Regions from separate parts of the Mus musculus genome. Here region 1 is linked to region 2. A link is a loop called in an ENCODE intact Hi-C map of the cell type or tissue named here. Cell type or tissue: heart. All regions are shown on one strand. Each heading gives the region's core, and the rest is flanking DNA. Links, peaks and the distances in the headings are about the cores only. Region 1 overlaps Ncapd2 (non-SMC condensin I complex, subunit D2). Region 2 overlaps Ing4 (inhibitor of growth family, member 4).

Region 1 (2,907 bases), core at 289-2,788, 120 kb after region 2:
GTGGGGACCACTCATAGGAGCCCCATGTGGGCTTGCATCCCTCTCATACCAGCGGAGGGTTTCTTGGCAGACAGGGCTCGCTGGCTGCCTCCCTGGCCAGTTTCAAACTCCTCTATTCCATCCATGCCTCTGGTGTGACAGGCACGAAGCTTCTGCTCAAATTCATCTATTATAGCCTGGAGGACAGAAAGTTAAAGACAGGGCTGGAAACATTATCTCCCTGCTTAAAAAGAAATAGCCATGAAAAGAGAGAAAACTAAAGAAACCAATCTGAAACTGTGATTCCAACTAACTGATGCCACCACAGGGGTGGGGGGTAAGGTGACCTCAAAGTCCTGAAAATGCCCAGTATGACACAAGTGGTAAGTATGTGCCACTGTGTCCAGTGAGTGGACTTTGGATGCTGATCTGTCAATCACGTTCCTTCATCCAGGACCACGTATACCAGGACAAGAAGGTCATGGGGTGGAGGCCATGCGGGTGTGGGACAGAGCATATGGGAGCTCTACTTACTGACTTTTGCTTTAAACATGAAACTACTCTAAAGAAGCAGTCCAGTGCAAACATGTGCGGCATACCTCTACTACCAGGAGACAGAGGCAGGGGAATCTCTGTTAGTCTGAGGCAGCTGGGTCTACATAGCAAGACCCTATCTCAAGGCCTTCACTGGGGCTGGGAAGGTGGCATAGTGGTTAGGAGCACTGGCTGCTCTTACAAAAGACCTGTGTTCAGTTCTCAGGGCCCACAACAGTCTAACTCCAATTCCAAGGGGACTTGGCACCTTCATGCAAACATATACACAGGCAAAATACCAATGCATGTTAACAAAAAAGGAAATGAATGGCCTTTAAAAAAGGGACCAGGAATTAAGATCTGGTCTTAGTCACTCTGGTTCCATAGCTGTAGTGAGGCTAGCAAGGCAGAAAGTTCAGACAGGAGTCTCAGAGCACTTAGGGAGGCAGATGAAGTTTACTGCACCGGAACCTAACAGGACCACTCACCTTGCCCTCAGGCTTGGCCCCGCGACGCAGTTTGCCCACAACTGACAAGAAAGCACTGAAGACAGACTCATCTAAGAGCTTATCGCCAAAGCACTCAAAGTTGTCTAGCATCTTCTGGAGACCTCGCTCTGTGAGGGGCAGCTGGGACATACAGTAGGCTAGGTCTCGGTACTGACGCTCAGTTCTACAGGGAGGGAGAGACTCTGTGAGGCACACACATCCTCCCCCTTCAGTCTCCTTTGGTCCCACGGATGCCACCAGGGACTCTCTCTTCTGAAAGGTCCCTCTTAGCACAAAGATGTCCCAAAATGGAGCATACCGGGCTGTGCGGAACCGCTGACACAGCTTTTCTACCAAGCTCTCAGTCTGTTTGTCCTTGGTGATGTAGGAGAGGAGCTGCCTGTGAGGAGAGAGTGTACGATTGGCCAGGAAACCCCTTTCTCAGCTCCTACACTGAAGCCACCACCCCAACCCCAGCATGGCCTCTTCTGTCCTTGCTTTAGAAGAGAGTTCTTTGCATGGCCTTCTACCGCCTGTCCTCTGGTCTCCTTCCCTTTATTGAGAAAGCAAATAACAGCTGCCACCTAGTGACTGCTACTATGTGCCTCACCCTCACCCTCAAGCAGCACCCTACCCTATGTAAGAGCCTCCACAACTATGCAGCAAGTCCTGTCAACCTCATACGGTTAAGACGGGCAAACAGGTCAAGTAACTTGTGGAGAAAGTACGGCTAAAATGTCCATCTAGAGCTGAAGACAGCGGCAGAGTGCTTGCCTAGCACATGCAAGACCCTGTGTTCATTCTTCTTCATTCTTTGCATTCCATCCATCCATCCATCCATCCATCCATCCATCCATCCATCCTAAGTCTGTGTGCCCCCCCCCCCACTACTCTAGATCTAAAGAGCCATACTTCATGATGGTGTGGAAGGGCTCCTCTTCCACTCCGCCCTCTGGGTCTGACAGGCGACTGATGATATCGGGGAGTAGATTATAGATAGCATTGCCCTGTAGGAGGAAAAGGATGAGATGAGGCGGGGAGCAGCCGGCAGAAGTGGGACCTATCCATCTCCCCGACAAAGCCCCAAGCTGCTTCTCTCACCTTGTGGGAGAGCTCATTGAAGAAATTCTTGGCCAGAGCAGCGATCTGAGGCACAGGGTCGATGAGCAGCACGGCCATCTCGCTCACCTGCCCCTTCACCTTCACCATGTCCTTCAGGATCAGGTGCGTCATCACCAGCCCCGCTGTCTTCCGCACTTGTTGAGCTGGGTCTCGGAGGCTAGGAATAAAAACTCTAGTCACTAAGATCAAGAACTCGTGTTTGTACCTTGAGAACAATAGGAAGGCCTTAAGAACAAGGATCTATTGTTCCACAGTACGCCAGTTTAGAAGCAGCTCCAAGGCTGGAGTCAGGGACCACGAGATCTGTAGGCAAGATTTTAGAGGGAAGCTTCAGCTCCCAGTGCCCATTTCGGGCCTGCTTGTACAGGGTGAACAGCCAGCAGGTACCGAAGTCAGTGCCACGGGTGGGGGAGGAGCCCGTGAACTCTTAGTGGGTCTCAGGTGGCCCAGGGATCTCTTACCGGGCATACAGATGAGGAGTCCAGGGATCCACCAGGTTAGGGAAGCGGATAGCCAGATCCCCTGTGGCAACCATGAGGTTAGATCGCACAGTGGGGAGTGAAGACTTTTCCAGCATGGTGAATAGAAGACGAAGCTGGGAGTCGCAGAAAGGGGCACTGAGGGCAAAGAGAGACCCATCAGGAAAGCAAGAGGGCTGTACCATCTCATGTTCCTTGAGATGAAGCCAACTAGGCCTACCTGATCATGCAGAACTTGCCAAGGGCCAGCGACGCAGCCGCACAGAGCTCTGGGTTGCTGTATAAGCCAGGGTTGTTACAGACTT
Region 2 (2,907 bases), core at 284-2,783:
GGATGTCATAACTCATAGGCGGTTAGAATCAGCTGGATTTTTCAGTCCTTGTACTCGGGGCTGAGTTGGCTCTCCTGAGGTGCCTGCCCTCTGGCGCCTGAGGAGCGCTTCACTGCAGAGCTCAGGCTGCTCTGCTCCGGAGGTAAGGTTCATTTTGAAGGTGTCCTCATACCCACTGAAGGATAGATATGTCTTATGTTCCATCCTAGGTAGCCATGTTCAAAGACCTAGCAAGCTAGGCTGTGAAGCCATGTCTTTTTTTTTTTTTTTTTTTTTTTTTAAAGATTTATTTATTTATTGGATGTAAGTACACTGTAGCTGTCTTCAGACACACCAGAAGAGGGCGTCAGATCTCGTTACAGATGGTTGTGAGCCACCATGTGGTTGCTGGGATTTGAACTCCGGACCTTTGGAAGAGCAGTCGGGTGCTCTTACCCACTGAGCCATCTCACCAGTCCATGAAGCCATGTCTTAAGTTGCTCTGGCTAAGTGTCTTCATGGGTATCACCTAACACTCTGGACATCTGCCTCTGACAGCTGTCTGCGAGACAGTTAGAATCGGCTGGATTTCTTTTCAATGTTGTTCTAACTCTTGATTCTGTGTATAGAGACCAGCTGGAAATTACAGAATTGTATATTTTTCTCACTTCTAAAGGCCTGGAATGCAGTGAGGTATGGGCATAGCATGTTCCCACTGCCTGGTGCTGCACTGGGTTAGTCTTTCATCTCCTTCCATTGTCATTTTTATGAGCCCTACATAATGCTAGGGGGTAGAGATCTTCTAGTCAGTATTCCGGGTCTTCACCAGCCCTCTACTATTAAGGTGTTTTGAGCGATATCTAAGATGAACAAACAAACAAAAAAAATGACAAGAATGGTAAGCAAGTTACAAGTGATGAGCAAGCTGGATGTGGTGGCACACACATGGAATCTCAGCTTTCAGGGGGCTGAGGCAGGAGGATTAGCTTCTGTTTGAGGTCAGCCTGGACTATATAGTAAGTTCTAAGACATCTTGAGCTACAGAGACTTGGTACTCGGAAAATGGAAAGAGAAAAGTAGGGTGGATGGGAAGGATGCAGACACCGCTTTCCTTGAAGTAATTAAGACGTAATGTTAAAATGTCAGACCCCGCACTCTGGCTGCGTAGGCGGGAGCATCCTAAGTTCAAGGCCAACCTGGGCAAGACTCAAAGAGAGAGAGAGACCTGGAGCCAGAGCACCAGTGAGTGACAGCCTGGTTTGCAGGAGGCAGGGCAGGGCCGTTTGGAGATGCTGCTCAGAAAGAAGATGGTCTTTGGAACCCCACTCACGAGGCAAGCAGCAAGCAAGCCCTGCAAAGAAGCATCCTGAAATGTCATCAGGAATGTACTTCAGGACAACCTGCTTTGCAGAGAACCCCACAATGACTCTGTAGTAGTCTCAACTCCCAACTCGGCAGCCATGTTTTCTGTACCCTGAAGGGACTTTAAGACAGTCTCAGCCAGGCCCACGCTTATGATCCCAGTGTTAGGAAATCTAAGACAGGAGGATATTCCAAGTTCAAGACCAGGCTAAGCTACATACTGACACTGTCTCAAAACAAACCAAAAAAAAAGCCCAAATGAGTATTTGCATTTCCTGAATACAAGGCATAGTTCAGTACAGTTCACTTGGAAGGTTTTGATGGCCAATGGAAAAGGTCCAAGGAACAAGAGGAAGAAGTATGTTTCATCTAGCCACCAGGGGCCGCTGTGACCCAGGCCTGTCTCTGTTGTAGACCTGAAGGCTGAAATTGACAAGTTGGCCACTGAATATATGAGTAGCGCCCGCAGCCTGAGCTCCGAGGAGAAGCTGGCCCTTCTCAGACAGATCCAGGAGGCCTATGGCAAGTGCAAGGAATTTGGTGACGACAAGGTGCAGCTGGCCATGCAGACCTATGAGATGGTATGGCCCTGTTCATGGTTTCCCACCTAGCTCTCAGCTAATTCTCAGGGTCTTAGACCCCCTCCTTCAGCTGTGTTGGGTCTTAGCTGTTTTCCTTGATCGGAGCCAGGCTTGGACCTCTTCCCTTCCTTCCCTCACAGGTAGACAAACACATTCGGCGGCTGGACACAGACCTGGCCCGTTTTGAGGCTGATCTGAAGGAGAAACAGATCGAGTCCAGTGACTATGACAGCTCTTCTAGCAAAGGCAAAAAGAGTGAGGAGGGGCGGGGCTGTGAGATGCGGGCAAGGAGTCAGAGGGAGAAGAGGCCAACTCCAGCTAGGAGGGAGCGGCACTGCCTGGACCAGGAGCAAAGAGAACTTAACCCATCTTTTTGTCTCTGCCTCCCGGCTTACCCTTTCTTCCTAGAAGGCCGGACCCAAAAGGAGAAAAAAGCTGCCAGAGCCCGTTCCAAAGGGAAAAACTCAGATGAAGAAGCCCCCAAGGCTGCCCAGAAGAAGTTAAAACTTGTGCGCACGTGAGTATACCAGAGGACGCCCGCCTCCCAGCCAGCCTCGTGCCACTTTCCCTGTCTTCTGTGCCAGTAACTCTGTCACTGTGGTGTCTGCTGGACGGAGAGGAAGCCACACATCACTTGCCTCACCACGATCTTCTACCACCTCAGAGCGCAGGTTGTAGCTTCCCTTCCTGCGGATGACATTTGTCTTCCTCTTGGCATACAGAAGTCCTGAGTATGGGATGCCCTCAGTGACCTTTGGCAGTGTCCACCCCTCTGATGTGTTGGATATGCCTGTGGATCCCAACGAACCCACATATTGCCTTTGTCACCAGGTCTCCTATGGAGAGATGATTGGCTGTGACAACCCGGATGTGAGAACCGTTTCCTCGGGGTTGGGGGAGGAGCTCTGAGGGGCATGAGTAAGAGGAGGAGGTGACTCGGGTGAAGAGAAGGATGCAGAATGGGATGGTGGTTGGACTGGGTTGC

Evidence for each region. Hi-C counts contacts between places; a loop is a spot of excess contacts. Peaks named below come from ENCODE experiments on the same cell type or tissue, not always from the same donor. Only the 100,000 strongest peaks of a DNase experiment are listed, where the experiment ranks them.
Region 1: it touches region 2 in a loop (2.9-fold over the local background); 1 of 42 quality-filtered maps calls a loop at or near these places.

Annotation. Positions count from the first base shown.
Region 1 is chr6:125,168,814-125,171,720 of GRCm38, forward strand. Ncapd2 (non-SMC condensin I complex, subunit D2) reads right to left here. Exons shown (of 32, transcript NM_146171.1): 24 at 2,823-2,907; 25 at 2,585-2,740; 26 at 2,103-2,280; 27 at 1,914-2,008; 28 at 1,321-1,401; 29 at 1,002-1,185; 30 at 50-176. Among named protein-coding and RNA genes, the nearest start is that of Gapdh, 4.5 kb to the left of the region's middle. In heart, for the core only: a CTCF peak has its summit at 1,595 (motif pointing left); a DNase peak (open chromatin) is centred at 1,589; H3K27ac peaks cover 1,181 bases.
Region 2 is chr6:125,045,149-125,048,055 of GRCm38, forward strand. Ing4 (inhibitor of growth family, member 4) reads left to right here. Exons shown (of 8, transcript NM_133345.2): 3 at 1,756-1,922; 4 at 2,063-2,177; 5 at 2,334-2,439; 6 at 2,645-2,792. The region is part of intron 1 of 4930557K07Rik (RIKEN cDNA 4930557K07 gene); the gene reads right to left. Among named protein-coding and RNA genes, the nearest start is that of 4930557K07Rik, 3.3 kb to the right of the region's middle. In heart, for the core only: a CTCF peak has its summit at 1,726 (motif pointing right); a DNase peak (open chromatin) is centred at 1,813.